2 separate regions of the Homo sapiens genome follow, and region 1 is linked to region 2. Evidence: read pairs that join two places in POLR2A ChIA-PET (ENCODE). Cell type or tissue: HepG2. All regions are shown on one strand. Each heading gives the region's core, and the rest is flanking DNA. Links, peaks and the distances in the headings are about the cores only.

Region 1 (7,993 bases), core at 3,531-6,030, 130 kb after region 2:
CCAAATATAGAGTTCAAAACCAGATGTGAGTACAAAGGAATTTATTATATATATATCAAAAGTGGTTCAAGTAGAAGCAATCTTTATGAACCTCCACGTGTCCAACTCATTGAATTAAACTAAAATTCTTCATCCTGTCTTCAAAATGTACAAATCATGATCAAAACACGTAAAATTTTTGGCTGGGCGCGATGGCTCACACCTGTAATCCCAGCACTCTGGGAGGCCGAGGTGGGTGGATCACCTGAGGTCAGGAGTTCAAGACCAGCCTGGCCAACATGGCGAAACCCCGTCTCTACTAAAAAATACAAAAATTAGCCGGGCATGGTGGCAGGTGCCTGTAATCTCAGCTACTTGGGAGGCTGAGGCAGGAGAATCACTTGAACCCAGGATGTGGAGGTTGCAGTAAGCCGAGATGGTGCCACTGCACTCCAGCCTGAGCGTCAGAACAAGACCCTGTGTAAAAATAAATAAATAAATAATAAAAAAAATATTAAACAAAATCACCTTTGCAATTTTGGGAAAGTAATTTGATAAAAAAATTTCTAAATTGCCATTAAAAAACAGTAACATTATTTACTCACCTTAAACATGACATTAATTTCTTCTCCCATAGGGTCAGCATTCACCATTGTGACTTTTAGGGGGACAGCATTAGAACTGAAGAAGGAACACGACTGCAAATACAACATGTTAAGCATTAGAAAGATAAATGAAAATGGATTTAGAATTTTTTTTTGTCCTACGCATTTCCCCTTTCACTTCTTCCTTTGTGTCTTGTTTTTAGATTTATTTTTTATTTTTATTTCTGTTAGAGACAGCGTCTTGCTTTGTTACCCAGGCTGGAATGCAGTGATGCAACCATAGCTTCCCACAACCTCTAACTCCTGGGCTCAAGTGATCCTCCTGCCTCAGCCTCCTGAGTAGCTGGGACTACAGGCATGCACCAACATGCCCAGCTAAACACCTGTTCCTTTGAATTACAGCAAATGAAATAACACATGAGAATTGCTTTTTCATTTTATTTATTTATTTTTTTGAGATAGAGTTTTGCTCTTGTTGCCCAGGCTGGACTGCAATGGTGCAATCTCAGCTCACTGCAATCTCTGCCTCCTGGGTTCAAGCAATTCTCCTGCCTCAGCCTCCCGAGTAGCTGGGATTACAGGCACCCGCCACCACACCCGGCTAATTTAGAATTGCTTTTCTAGACTCTCTGGAAGATAACAGATACGCAAAAATACTTTTTGAAACTTAAACATAGCATATATGACTAAAATATCATCTCGCTAGGCAGAGAAGCAAAAACTTGAGACACAAACTTTAAAGTTTGAGCTTTGTAAATGTCTTAATCCATCAACAGAACACAACGTCTTGTGATATCCTTTTCCTTCTTCTAAATCACTGTGATGTGAGACCTCCATTCTTCTGTTTATGGTACTATTGTAATTAATTAGCCATGGAAGTATTCACAAAAACTAAAAATTTTATTAGCAATGATCAAATCTTACTTTTAAAATGAAACCGACTAAAAAGCTAATTTAAGACAGTGAGACCAGCTGGGCATGGTGGCTCACCTGAGGTCAGGAGTTCGAGACCAGCCTGGCCAACACGGCGAAACCCCGTCTCTACTAAACATACAAATATTAGCCAGGCGTGGTGGCAGGCACCTGTAATCCCGGCTACTTGGGAGGCTGAGGCAGGAGAATCACTTGAACCTGGGAGGCGGAGGTCGCAATGAGCCGAGATTGCACCATTGCATTCCAGCCTGAGTGACAGAGCAAGACTCCATCTCAAAAAAAAAAAAAAAAAAGGCCAGGCATGGTGGCTCATGCCTGTAATCTCAGCATTTTGGGAGGCCGAGGTGGGCGAATCACGAGGTCAGGAGTTCAAGACCAGCCTGGTCAACAAAGTGAAACCCCATCTCTACTAAAAATACAAAAATTAGCTGGGCATGGTGGCGTGTGCCTGTAGTCCCAGCTACTCAGGAGGATGAGGCAGGAGAATCGCTTGAACTTGGGAGGTGGAGGTTGCAGTGAGCCAAGATCGCACCACTGCACTCCAGCTTGGGCAAGAGTGAGACTTTGTCTCAAAAAATAAATAAATAAATAAATAAATAAATAAATAAAAAGGTGAGACCAATTTAAAAAAATGAAGCCCAAGGCAGTAAATAATTTTATACTTTTTTTTTCCCAGGAATGGTGGTTAGGTAAAAAAATATGCTAAGATAAATATGGATCCTAATCACAACCATCCATGCTTATAACCAACCTGTGCAGGTTTTACCTTCATTTGCCTTAAGCATACCTGCCCATTTGCCTTCTTCCTATTATTTTCAAATGTAATATGAACTTATAAGTATTTTATGTGTCACCTTAATATTTAATTCTTTTGCCACTAGACTTGGCTTGAGAGGGAGACGGCATTTATTTTTCTGAAAAAAGGACTGTACTCGTTCCATACTTCTTTGGAGAACAACCTATAGAAAGAGATGTGATACTGTAAGTACATAATGAAAATGAAGATCTATTTTTCAGACAAGTTATGCTGTGGATACAATTTATAAAATGCCCAGTTGTCAAACGGTGAAAAAAAGGTTGTTACTAAAGAGAGTTAATTTTTACTATAAAACTAGAATGGCCAAAGGCTATAAATATAGTGGGCAAAGGTACATTTGGCCAACCAATGTATACGAAAATGTTAAAGCTCACTAATAGTCAAAGAAATAGAAGCCAAACAAAAATGAATGCAGTTTTTCACCTATCAGATGAAAATTTAAAACAACATCCTGTGTTAGGAAACGATTTCATAACTTATTGGTAGGGAGAGAGGTGTACACAGGTGTAGCTTCTTTTGTAGAGCAATGTAACAACTATTATAACTAAAAATACATGTCGCTCTTGACTCAGCTATTTCACCTGTAGGAATTTTCTGAAAGAAATACTAGCAAAGAAATAAAAATGTACACACCAACCAAAGTTCATTGCAGTATTGTTTAGTAAAGAGAAAACAGGTAAACAATGTATATAGAGGTAATAGTTTATAATTAAGATTGTATGTAATATTTCCCCAAATTAATCTATAATTCTTATCAAAATTCCAACTGCCTTTTTGCAGCAATGGATACACGGTTCCTAAAATTCATATGAAATTGCAAGTGTCCCCTGAATAGCCAAAAATAATAATGAAAAAGAACAAAGTAGGAGGACTTACATTGTCCAATTTCAAAACTTACTATAAAACTATGGTAATTAAAAAAAGTATAGGCTGGGTGGATGGCTCATATCTATAATCCTAGGACTTTGGGAGGCCAAAATGGGAGGACTGCTTGAGCCCAGGAGTTCAAGACCAGCCTGGGAAACATGGCAAAACCCTGTCCCTACAAGAAAAAAAAAAAAAAAAAAAAAAGACAGGCATGGTGGCAAACACCTGTGGTCCCAGCTACTTGGGAGGCTGAAGCGAGAAGATCACTTGAGCCCAGGAGGCTGAGGCTGTGGTGAATTGTGATCACACCACTGCACTCCAGCCTGGGCAACAGAGAGACCTCATCTCAAGGAAAAAAAGGAAAAAAAAAAAAAAAACAAATATAGCATATGGATAGACATATATGATATAGAATTGAGAGTCTAGAAAAAAACCCATATATGTGGTCAACTTTTTTATTTAAAAATTTTTAACAGAACACTTCACGAATTTGCATGTCATCGTAGTGTAGGGGGCATGCTAATCTTCTCTGTATCATTCCAATTTTAGTATATGTGTTACCGAAGCAAGCACAGGGTCAACTGATTTTTGACAAGTACGCCAAAACCATTCAAGAGGAAGGAGGGGGTCTCTTTAACAAATGGTGCTAAGACAACTGGATAACCTCATTCAAAAGAATAAAGTTGGGCCTCTACTTCATACCACAACGGATCAAAGACCTAAACATAAGAGCTAAAACTAGAAAAGCTTAGAAGAAAACACAGGTGTACATCTTTATGGCATTAGATTTAATGATGGATTCTTAGATATGACACTAAAAGCATGAGCCACAAAAGAAAAAAATAGATAAACTGGACTTCATCAAACTTAAACATTTTTGTATTAATATATTAAAGGACACTATTAAGGAATTAAAAAGACAACTGCAGAATGAAAAAAATATTTGCAAATAGTGTATGTGATAAAGGTCTAGTATCCAAAATATATAAATAACTCTTACAACTCAACAACAAAAAAGACATTCCAATTTAAAATGGACAAAGGACTTTGAATAGATATTTCTCCAAAGAATACAAATGGCCAATAAACATATGAGAATGTGCTCAATATCATTAGTCACTAGGGAAATTCAACTCAAAACCACAACGAGATACTGCTTCACACCCACTAGAATGGCCATAATCAAAAAACAGGAAAAAAAACAATGTTGGTGAGGATGTGGTGAAACTGGAACCCTTCTATATTGCTGGTGGGAATGTAAAGTGATATAGCTGCTACAGACAATAATTCTATGATTCCCCAAAAAGTTAAGCACAGAACTACCATATGACCTAGCTCTGCCATTCCTAAGTGGAAACAGTTGTTTAAACACAAATTTATACATGAATATTCATAGCAGTATTCTTTTTTTTTTTTTGAGACAGAGTCTTGCTCTGTCGCCCAGGCTGGAGTATAGTGGCTCGATCTCGGTTCACTGCAAGCTCCGCCTCCCGGGTTCACGCCATTCTCCTGCCTCAGCCTCCCGAGCAGCTGGGACTGCAGGCGCCCGCCACCATGCCTGGCTAATTTTTTGTATTTTTAGTAGAGACGGGGTTTCACCATGTTAACCAGGATGGTCTCGATCTCCTGACCTCGTGATCTGCCCGCCTGGGCCTCCCAAAGTGCTGGGATTACAGGCATGAGCCACCACGCCTGGCCAGCAGTATTATTATTAATAGTCAAAAAGTGGAAACAACCCAAATGTCCACCAACTGATGAATGTTTAAACCAAATGTGGTATATCCACACAATGGAATATTATTCAACCAAAAATGGCATGTAGTACACATGCTAGAACACAGATGAACTCTGAAAACTTTATGCTAAGTGAAAGAAACTAGACAGAAAAGTCCATGAAGTGTCCAGAATATCCATATAGAAGTATAGACGTATCCATATTGACAGAAAACAGTTTAGTGGCTGGGAGGGGAAAATGGGGACATGCTTTCTTTTTGGTGTGATGAAAATACTGTGGACTTTGATAGTGGAGGTAAAGGAATTCAAGAAAACAATTTTCATCAGAAAGGAATAAATAAGCATGGAAATAAATAAGCATGGGAAAATCACTGATTTTAATAGGTTGTGAAATATGTTCCTATATATTTTAAACAATCTTTGAATTTATCTGCCCCAAATAGCATGGGTATAGTTAGAGTTCTACTGGGAGTCTACCAATAAAGAATAGCAACTTAATTAGTCAGCACCATAAAGATCCTTCCTTTAACATTAACACATTTATATTACCTTTTATGGGTACATACCTGTCTGGCTGATCCACTAGCCTGCCTTACTTTTTCTGCTACTCCTCCTAAAAGCTGTACAAGTTTCGTCTGTTTTAGAAGTTCTTCTCTAAGTCGTTTTCCTCCTACTGACAGGAGAGCACCCAAAACATGTTCGTATCGGGTACTAAACTGTACATCATGCAGGGCATCTTTGAGAAGCCTAATACAGCAAAATATTTATGTTAGTCACGTCTTGGTTTTTTTTTTTTTTTTTTTTTTTTGAGACGGAGCCTCACTCGTCACCCAGGCTGGAGTGCAGTGGCGCCATCTCGGCTCACTGCAAGCTCTGCCTCCCGGGTTCACGCCATTCTCCTGCCTCAGCCTCCCGAATAGCTGGGACTATAGGCGCCCGCCACCACACCCGGCTAATTTTTTGTATTTTTAGTAGAGATGGGGTTTCACTGTGTTAGCCAGGATGGTCTCGATCTCCTGACCTTGTGATCCGCCCACTTCGGCCTCCCAAAGTGCTGGGATTACAGGCGTGAGCCACCATGCCCGGCCATGTTAGTCACTTCTAAGAACTAGGTGAACCTCTCTGAAAAATAACAAGTTCAATTTTTTTTTCTTTTTTTTTTTTTGAGACCAGGTCTGGCTCTGTTGCCCAGGCTGGAGTCCAGTGGCATGACCTTGCCTCACTGCAACCTCCACCTCCCAGGCTCGAGCAATCCTCCCACCTCAGCATCCCAACTAGCTGGGACCACAGGCACATGCCACCATGTTCGGCTAATTTTTTATATTTTTGGTAGAGATGAGGTTTCACCATGATTGTTAGGCTGGTCTTAAACTCCTGAGATCAAGCGATCCACTAGCTTCAGCCTCCCAAAGTGCTGGGATTACAAGCATGAGCCACCACGCTTGGCCTCAATTTTTGATAACCAGAAATGTATTTTAAGCTATATAAGCAAGTCGAAACCCATTCATTATTACAGAGCTATAAGACACCAAATTTTTGCAATGAGGGTTTTCAAATTTTTGCATTAGAGGGTAAATTTAGCTCCTTTAAAATAATACCTTCAATAAAATATCTTGTATCCACAATAAGTAGTGTGGCATACCATTTAGACTTACAGGGTATGCCATTTCTATAAATTCTAGGAATGGAAATACGGTAATCAATAAAATTTAAATCTTACCAATATAAATTGTGTGCTATCTGGATATTTCCCAATGCCCTGGACAAAAGGAATTGCACTAATGAACTATTCAAGTAAATTTCATATTTCAAAGCCTACAGTAAAAGAAAATAAGAATTATTAGTGGTCTAACCCATACTAAATTGTTCCAATAAAACTATCAAAAGAGAAACTATATAAAGCAAGTATTACTCTTACTGATGAAAGATGATACTTATAAAAATTAAATAGATGAATTAACCTATGCCAAACTAATTTAAATCAAACACAAAAGTATAGAGTAACATTCATTAGCTATGTTGAACTCACCAGTAAAGAAAAATCAAGGAAAAGCTCAAGTCTGGTTTGTTCTAAAAAGTCTGAAAACTAAAAATACAGGTGCCTATATACAATATTCAAATGGGGCAGATGACAATAGTGGGGAAAAAATTCACACTAAATCCAAATGCAATGCCCCTCAATGTTCCCACACTAAAAAACGACTTTTAATCTAAACAGAATGGGGATCCCTTAGCAAGTTCCCATAAAAAACTAGAGTGAAAGTATAAAGGGAGGTAATCTAGTAAAAAACTCACTTGTACAAACTGTGGAAGAAGATCTGTTAGCTCATCATCACTAATGGCCTCAATCCAGGTCACAGCTAGGGATCTTACTTCCTGATCAGCAAATCTAGAAGATTACCATAAAACCAAGATTGGACAGTGATTTCTTTCCAGTGAAGCTGTATTTTTTGAAAACACAATCTCAATCTGGTCCTGACAAAGAACACTAAGATATCTCTTTTATTCAAAAGCAATGTATTTCTTCTTTTTGTAAGAAGACAATCTTATTGTGCTATACAGATTCAATTTAGGGATTATTTAGGAATCTTAAGTTTATGAAAATTAATTCTGGCCCACATCATAAAAATATAAATTATTCAAAATTTACAACCTAACCCTTCCTTTAGGCTAGTTTTAAAGGACATGCAATGCTTTATTGACAACTTCAATGCAGAAGATATGTTTGTATAAATATACATTTACACATTTGGATTATATTGAATTGCTTTCATGTTAAAAGGAAAGGAAATACTTCTGGCAACATACCTTACTGGAAAAACTGACAATAAAACAAGAGCAAATAAATGTATTTGACTTACTTTGAATCAAGAAGTTCCAATGCAATTAGTGGGTACAATGCAGGCCACTGGTGAAGCAATGAGTAAGTTTTGGCAAGATTAACCCATTTCCAGTTTGGGGCGCTTGCTAATATTTTAGGAAGACAATTTGGGTGTTTGAAGCAATAATAACGTTTCTCCCATAAAAAAGCTTTATCTTCTTTAGAAAGTCTGCATAT
Region 2 (7,993 bases), core at 2,598-5,097:
TTTTCCCCCAAGAGGCTGCTAATAGTAGACGGGGTTGGGGGGCGGGGCGGGGAAGGAGCTGCAATAACTTGGCTCTTGAGTTGCAAAGAGAAAAATGAAGGAATGAGGAGGAGTGGGCCACCAGATCCCCACAGATTCCAGGGTGGAGAATGTCCAATTAAAATGCATTCTGCCAGAGCCCAGCAGCAGCATTTCAACAGAGCCACCATTGTCTCCGTCTGAACTGCTGCTGCCCACAGCCCAGCAAGTGGCAACCAAACAGGCTGTCGTCATGGAGCCGGAATGCAGGGTCCTGGCCCTCCCCGAAGGCACCAGAAACACTGCTCTGTTTACCCACGTTGCCCTTATTTAAAAACAAAACAAAAAACCCCACTCCACCCTCGGCCCTTCGGCATGCAAGACACCAGGAAGGACAGACGGTGGTGAGAGGACACTCCATATGCCAGCAGCGTGAGGCAGGTCTGCCAGAAGGTTCCCAATGATCTGGCCAGGCTGGGGGGAACAAGTCTCCCCCAGGAAGCTGGGAAAGTACTTTGGAAATATATAAAAATCAGATACAAATAGATATCTGAATGGGGCATAAAGAAACTGTTAATGCCCTGGAAGGGCCCCAAGCCCCTTTACAAAAGCTTTATGCCCAAAGAATTTGGCCAAGGGCAAATGCAGGCTCCCTGCATAAATCAGAAACCTTGCAGGGCAGAGACAGACCTGTGTGTCCAGCCACCTCTGGGACACAGGCAAGCTTGAGGCGAGCCAGTTGCCCCTGGCTACAGCACCTGGCCCCCACCCCAACCCAGGAAAGGGGTGCAGGGGCTGAAAGCCTGGCTCATCCAGTGCTGAGCCCAGAAACAGAATGTCCAGGGTGACTAGCACATTCAAAGTGCTTACTGTCCCTGTCCCACTCTACAGAGATCTCAAGGACAGGTTTAATCAGGAACCCTAGACGAAAGCAGGAAGCAGAGTCAGTGGTGCTCAGAAAGCCATTCATCAGCTCTAGGCCAATGTGAAACCCGTGGTACCGGAGCCCCAAACAAACCAGTTCTAAAACCCGTCCTCCTGTGCAGCTCTCTGACCTCTGCCACCTGTGTCCACGACCTGACCCAGGCACAGGTGGCCCTCCATGCTTTAGCTTGGGTCTACCTCTCTTACCTCTCAGACTTCACCTCCCTCACTATCCCCTACACACACACACACACACACACACACGGAGAAAGAGAGACAGAGAGAGAGAGGGAGAGAGAGAGAGAGAAACTCCCAACTACTCCAGAGATACTGAACTATCTAGGATTCCTGGACTCCACACACTATTTCGAGACACTGCCTTACCTTCTGACTCAAAGGCCTTTCTTCCCTTCCTGACCTGGCTCACCCCTCACCCTTCAGGAGCCCACTCAAGCATCATGTGCTCTATTAAGCTTTCCTGGGCCTCCTACCAGATGATCAGGCTGAGTAACAGAGCAAGAACTGAACAGAGCCTCTTGGGACACCAGTAAACCTTTGCTTCATGGAGGTAGCACAGGGGATGGGAAGGTTGGAGAGGACTATAACTGACTCACTCTTATTTCAGAACCAAAAGCAATGGGGGAAGTCAGAGCAGAGAAGATTTCAGCTCAACCTGAAATGGAACTTCCTATCAATGAGAATGTGACAATTACAGGAGGGGCTTCCTTGTGAGGTAGTGAACTCTCCCTGTTATACAAAGTCATTGAGCAGAAGCAGTTTGGTCAGCACTGCTGCCGAAGGAGTCTCTATATCAGGTGAATAGGCAAACCACATCAGACCATGTGAGAGGCTTGAGACCTTTCCATAAAGGCCTGAGATTCCAGGGATGGAGGTAGTGAGGAGGGATGCCCACCATGAAGTCTGGGAGGAGGAGGGCAGCTCTGGGGTACAGCTGTAGCCCCTCCTGGGAACCCTAACAACCAGATAGGAAAAGCAGAATTCATAGGGCTGCTGATGTGGCATTTCTCGTTTACTGGCAGCTTCTGGCCTGCAGGTTGAGCTCCCCAGTCTAGATTTGTGGAGGCCAAGATTCTTCTCCTGTCTCCACTGCCGCACCACCACGCCTCACCATGACTACTAAACAGAAGATCCAGGCAGGAACAGCCAAAGAATCAGTCACCTTCTCCCTGCTCATTCCCAAGTCCAATACTCATCACTGTCCTCCTCAGGGAGAAGGCTCCCTGGATGCCGTAGCTCCCAAAAGGGCAGAAGATAGGTGGAATGAGGGCCCAGGCCAAGACTAGAAGGCACCCAGGTCCATCTTTAATAATATTACCCCAGCTTGGGCAACATGGCAAGACCCGGTCTCTACAAAAAAAAATTAACAATTAGCCAGGCATGGTGGCATACACCTGTGGCCCCAGCTACTCAGGAGGCTTAGGTGAGAGGGTCACTTGAGCCCAGGAGGTCGAGGCTGCAGCCTGGGCAACAGAGTGAGACCCTATCTCAAAAAATAATAAAAAATAAAAAGAATTTTAAAATAATATTATCATGAAGAACAAAACTACCATTTAATGAGGGCTTATTTCATACCAGGTACTGTGTTAAACATGCTACCTACATTATCTTTAATCAGTCTATTCTACGTACAACAACCATAATTTAACAGAGGAATGGCATGATCTGACTTTTCTTTAGAATAAGTATATTTTAGAATATTATCCTAAATAATTAAAATATTTAGAATAAGTACTTAGAATAATTAGAATATTTAGAATAAATATTTAGAATAATTATCCTTATTCTAAAGCAAAAGTCAGATCATGCCACTCCTCTGTTCAAAGCCTTCCATTGTTCAAAGCCGTCCAGTGAATTCTCTGCTGACTCAGGGTGAAAGCTCAAGTCAAGGGCCTGCACCTCTCCAGTCTCAACTCCTACTCCCTGAGCTCCATCCACTCTGGCCTCCTTGCTGTTTCCTCGTCATGGCATGTCCTGCCCCTACATGGCTTGATCAGATCTCTACCCAAATGTCATCTCCACAAAGAGGCCTCTTCTGACCATTCCACTCTCACACCCAGGCCTCCTGTCTCCTTTTCCTGCTCATTTTTCTCCATAGCACTTACCATCCTCTGATACTATATATTTTAACCATTTCGTTTGCTCTCTTTCTCTCCTGCTAATACGTAAGCTCCATGAGGGCAGAGACCTTTATTGATTTTGTTCACTATCCCATCCCAGCATTTAGAACAATGCCTGGCTCCAAGTAGGCACTCAATAAATATTCATTTAATAAAGGAATGAATGACCCTACAAGGTAGATGTTCTTACTAGCTACTGACTATAGATGTGGAAACTGAAGCTCAGAAAAGTTGACTCACTTGTCCAAGGTCACACAGCTGGCAAGCAACAGAAGTGGGATTAAAATTGAGGCCTGACAGCCCCCTTAACTCTGTGATGGCATCTTCTTTCATCAAAAGGAAGGATCCGGATATCCTATACCATAAGTGTCTTGGGTGCCAGCGGGCTGGGCACCTCCTCACCCTGTCTGCATGTTCTTCTTCCTCAAGGAAGGAAGCCTTCAGAAGCCCTTGAGGCAGATGCCTCTGCCTCATTCATCTAAGAATGCCCAGCACCTGGCCCAGGGTTGGCATGCAGGTGCCCACTACACGTTTATGAATAAACCAACCCACTCCTAGGCACCTAGTTGTGTCCTTACATTTTGATTTCTTTACACATTGCTTTGTGAATTGCTGTTCATTTTACTGAATGTGAGGACAGGCAGAAATTCCAAGTACACTTGCTTCTCAACCTTTTGGCTAATATCAAGTATAGAAATTCCAGATACACAAAACTGAACTAGAATGGACCCTGCCTTGAAGAAATTTACAACAATGTGAGAGAGATGTAGACACAAAAAGGTGTAACATGAAGCAGGACAGTCACGTGAGCAGCAAATGCAGTGCCAAGAGTGCAAGGGGCAAGAGAGCTCTTGGGGTGGGGGTGGGGACAGCCACACACAACAGCTAGACAGCCTAAGAGGGGCAGGGAAGGCGGAACCACTTATCCATCCGTTCATTCCGCATTAACATTTTAAGTTTTCTTGCTTGAAGAAACACTGTGCTTGTTACTTAATACTGTGCTGAGTGCTGGGGACAGATATGTGAATCAATCAAACATAAAGATAATTCACAGGCTAATGAGGGAGAGACAGAGAGACATTACACAGACTAAGGTGATATGTGGCAAGAGAGGATGCTAGCATGCAAGCTCCATGCCCACAGGCACCCTCCTTTTGTTCACTACTGTACTCCTCAGTACAACACTGTCAGGCTCAGAAAAGCTTCTCAGTACATAACAAATGAATGAAAGCACTGCTAACTAAATGAATGAAAGCACAAATGGAGGGATATCACAAACCCTTGATGGCGGGTGGCCACAGATGGCTTCCCAGGTAATGCCTGAGTCTTAAAGGATGCATAGGAATTACCTGGATGGAAGGGGGCATTCCTACAAAAGCAAAGACAAAGAAGCAAGAGAGTGCTACAGCTTATGATGTTGTGGAGTGTGTTCAGGCCAGAGGGGAATGGTGTGCTTTAACAGGACACAGACACAGGAAGAGAAGCCCAAGTCAGGACACCTCTGAAGGCCCTCATCAGGAAGCATATCAGGATGAGGTATTTGGGCCCCTGTAGGGAGAACAGGATGGAGGCAAGAAAACCAGTCGGAACCATCTGCACCGCTGCAGATATGAGTTGGTGACAGTGGGGTCTTTAGGAGGCACCAGAGAAAGGACTAATCACAAGAATCTGTTACAAATCACAGGTGCAAGACCCCATGGAGAAGGGAGGCATCGAATGAGCCCAGACACATTTTGAGTACATAAGAAAAGTGCAGCCCCACCAGAGCCCTCCTGGGAATGCTGCAAAGCTGCTGGGGAGATGCCAGCAGAACCATGTCACACCTTGCCCACAGTCACCAAAGTGGGGACCCTACTGACTGGCTGGAGGCAAGGAGGAAGTCAGGGGAGAGAAACCATAAAAATTGCTCACTATTTATTTCACTTTCACTTTGAGCACACAAGTGGGGAGAAGACGCCCTGGCCCAGGAGTAGAGAAACCTGGCTGGAGTCCCAGCTGTCACCAACAACCTGAGTAACCTTGGGCAGGTGACTTCACCGCTGGGGCTCAGCTTCCCCATCTATAAACCAGAGCTTCCACCATGAGCCCCACCTCTACCAACATCCTGGAAAGGCCCCAATCAGATAAGTATCAGCTCTGCATAGCTTTATGTAGCACCTACTATATGATCTTCCTTGTACCAGGAAGGGAGGCAGGAAAGGGGCAGGCCGAGCCCCTGCCCAGAGAAGGTTTTAACAAGGTGGTCCAAGCAGGTACTGCAGAACACCGGCAAGGGCATTTCCAGCCACATTCTCCAGCCAGTCTTACTGCCCAGCCCAACCCAGCCCAGGGAAGGCGGAGAGGAAGCAGTGAGCTGTTTTACAATCCATCAAATTAATTGCCCCAAATGGGAAATTTGCAGGCCTCCTACAGCCTCCTGTGTATTCCATAATCTCCCATGGCCCTAATCTGCTGAGAAAGAATGTGTGGGCTGTAATCTTTTCAGCCCACTGTTCACAGGGGCAATGCCTTGGAAAAACCTCAGTCCCCACCAGTGATCACTCCCTCCCAACCAAAAGCCTCCCCGACCTCCCATCCCCCACACCCCCCACTGACCTGGTGGCCAGCCAAGGCCTGGCTCCGCCCCCCAGAAGCCAGCTAGGCCAACCTTGGCCTTGACTTTGACCTCGGAAAGGAGACCTGCCCAACCAGCTCCTTTGGTAAATACAACTTTTGCTCCCTCCTTTTCCTCCTTAAGACAGAACAGCCTGGCAGGAGGCAGAACCAGGAGAAATGGCTTCCGAGTAGAGACGCACCCTTGAGGCGTGGTGAAAACAGCCCCAGGTGAGGTGCTGGGCATTGGTTCTAACCTTTGCTTACCCTATCCCTGCTAGGAAACCCACTTCCCATCTCTGGACCTCATCTTCATTTGAGAAATGAAGGGAATGTAAAACAGCCTCCCAGGAACTCCTTACCCCACCCCTTTAAACAAGTTGCTTCTTTGCTTCTGCTGTAACCTTTGCCTGCTCCTTTTCCTGCATAATGAAGCCTCTGTCTAGGCCCAACTCAAATGTCACTTTCCCCACGAAGGCTTCCTGGATCCCTCCCTTCTCAACACCTGTCCCAAACTCTTTCTGCCTCCTACACTCAACTAGCCTTGAGGGCAGAGGATTCTTTTACTCATTGCTACTGTCAGGAAACTCATTTGATAACATATTTCAGAGAGCTCTGGACAAACCTAGGGCCAAAACCTATTTCATTCTCTAAAATACCTGGCATGGCACAGATCCTGGGTCACCACCACTGGGTGAAGTTTTCTCAGACAGTGTGTGGAAGGCCAGGCTCCCTGAAGTTGACTGCACCTGTTAATAACCAGTGTCTGTACCCTCTCTCCTTAACAAAGTGCTTTCCTACTCACTACCTCACCTACAGGGGAAGGACTGATGTGATCCCCTTTCACAGAGAAGGCAAATGTCTTGCCCCAGGTCAGGCAGCTGTAAGGGGCTAAGCCAGGATCCAAACCCAGGTCTCCTAATTCTGGTTCTAACTTTGTGTTCCTCCCACCGTACCTGAGGGAACATGCAAAGCTGAGCCTATTGAGAAGATCTGGGCTTGGAGAGAGATGCAATCTAAACCTCTCCTTAGGGCTGCCCTGGGAGCCACATCCAGAGCAGCCAAGGGACAGTCAGGAACTCTGGGCAGAGGAATGGCAGAAGGCATTTACTCCATACTCTCCACTGCCTTCCTGCCTTCCTTCCTTCTTTCCTTCTTTCCTTCCTTCTTTCTTCCTTTCTTCCTTTCTTTGAGACAGAGTTTCACTCTTGTTGCCCAGGCTGGAGTGCAATGGTGTGATCTCAGCTCACTGCAACCTCTGCCTCCTGGGTTCAAGCGATTCTCCTGCCTCAGCCTCTCAAGTAGCTGGAATTACAGGCACCCACCACCATGCCCAGCTAATTTTTTGTATTTTTAGTAGAGACAAGGTTTCACCATGTTGGCCAGGCTGGTCGAACTCCTGACCTCAGGTCATCCACCCACCTCAGCCTCCCAAGGTGCTGGGATTATGGGCATGAGCCACCGCATCCAGCCCATCCCATGCTTGATTACCTCTGATGATAGTGAACTCACTACATCCCAAATATTTCAGAAGGTATCGTTGTAAACCTGGGGCCAAAACCTTTCTCCCTGTAGCTTTCACAGAGGATGAGACTCTTCTATGTGGCAGCCCTTCAGATATCTGCAGCCAGCCCTCATGTCCCTGTGGGTCTCCTCTTTTCCATGTAAAATACCCCCAGTTCATTCAGCTGTTGCTTGGGAGACAAGGTTTCCAGTGCCCATCACAGTCAACCCTTCAGAAGGACCCCAAATAGCCACATCTTCCTCAAAGGGGTGACCCATGAATGCGCCCCAGTGCTCCATCTGTGATCTCCCCAGAGCAGAGCAGCACCATCACCTCCTGTGTTCTGGGGATGAAACTTCCATTAATGCAGCTTAAAATCAAAACCAAAACCCCTTTGTCCCAGAGCTAATTTCTCAGAGGGCCCTGGCCATGTGGGAGCAAGGACAAAACTCATTCTCTTTACCTTGTTAGAGTGGGAAGAGCAGGAACTCTGGAATCAGACCTGGACTAGAATCCTGGTCCTGTCACTTATTTACTGAGAGACCATAGACAAATTACTCACTCTTTCCAAGTTTCAATTTCCTCAGCTACGAAATGAGCTACAAAATGGAGAAAATTTTTACCTCACTAGATAGATTTGAAGAATAAATGAGCTAAGGTATATAACTACTTAACACAGACCAAGAACTTCCCCAAAGTCAAAGCTGGTAAGTGGCTGGGTTAGGATGACATTCAAACTCAAGCCTGCCACCCTAAAGCTTTGTGACCGTAAGTTCCACACCACAGCTCTACTGCTTTCATGTCACACAGTCCCCAC

What was found. Peaks named below come from ENCODE experiments on the same cell type or tissue, not always from the same donor. Only the 100,000 strongest peaks of a DNase experiment are listed, where the experiment ranks them.
Region 1: POLR2A ChIA-PET joins it to region 2 with 10 read pairs; 2 of 35 experiments call an interaction of 5 or more read pairs at or near these places.

Annotation. Positions count from the first base shown.
Region 1 is chr11:17,111,990-17,119,982 of GRCh38, forward strand. It overlaps PIK3C2A (phosphatidylinositol-4-phosphate 3-kinase catalytic subunit type 2 alpha), which reads right to left. Exons shown (of 33, transcript NM_002645.4): 16 at 7,797-7,985; 17 at 7,231-7,324; 18 at 6,656-6,750; 19 at 5,502-5,682; 20 at 2,372-2,476; 21 at 585-677. It also overlaps the pseudogene RNU6-593P. Among named protein-coding and RNA genes, the nearest start is that of RPS13, 38 kb to the left of the region's middle. In HepG2, for the core only: no CTCF peak of the experiment used is centred there; no DNase peak of the experiment used is centred there.
Region 2 is chr11:16,981,601-16,989,593 of GRCh38, forward strand. The region is part of intron 3 of PLEKHA7 (pleckstrin homology domain containing A7); the gene reads right to left. Among named protein-coding and RNA genes, the nearest start is that of PLEKHA7, 29 kb to the right of the region's middle. RefSeq lists enhancers at 25-663, 4,855-5,304. In HepG2, for the core only: no CTCF peak of the experiment used is centred there; a DNase peak (open chromatin) is centred at 3,911.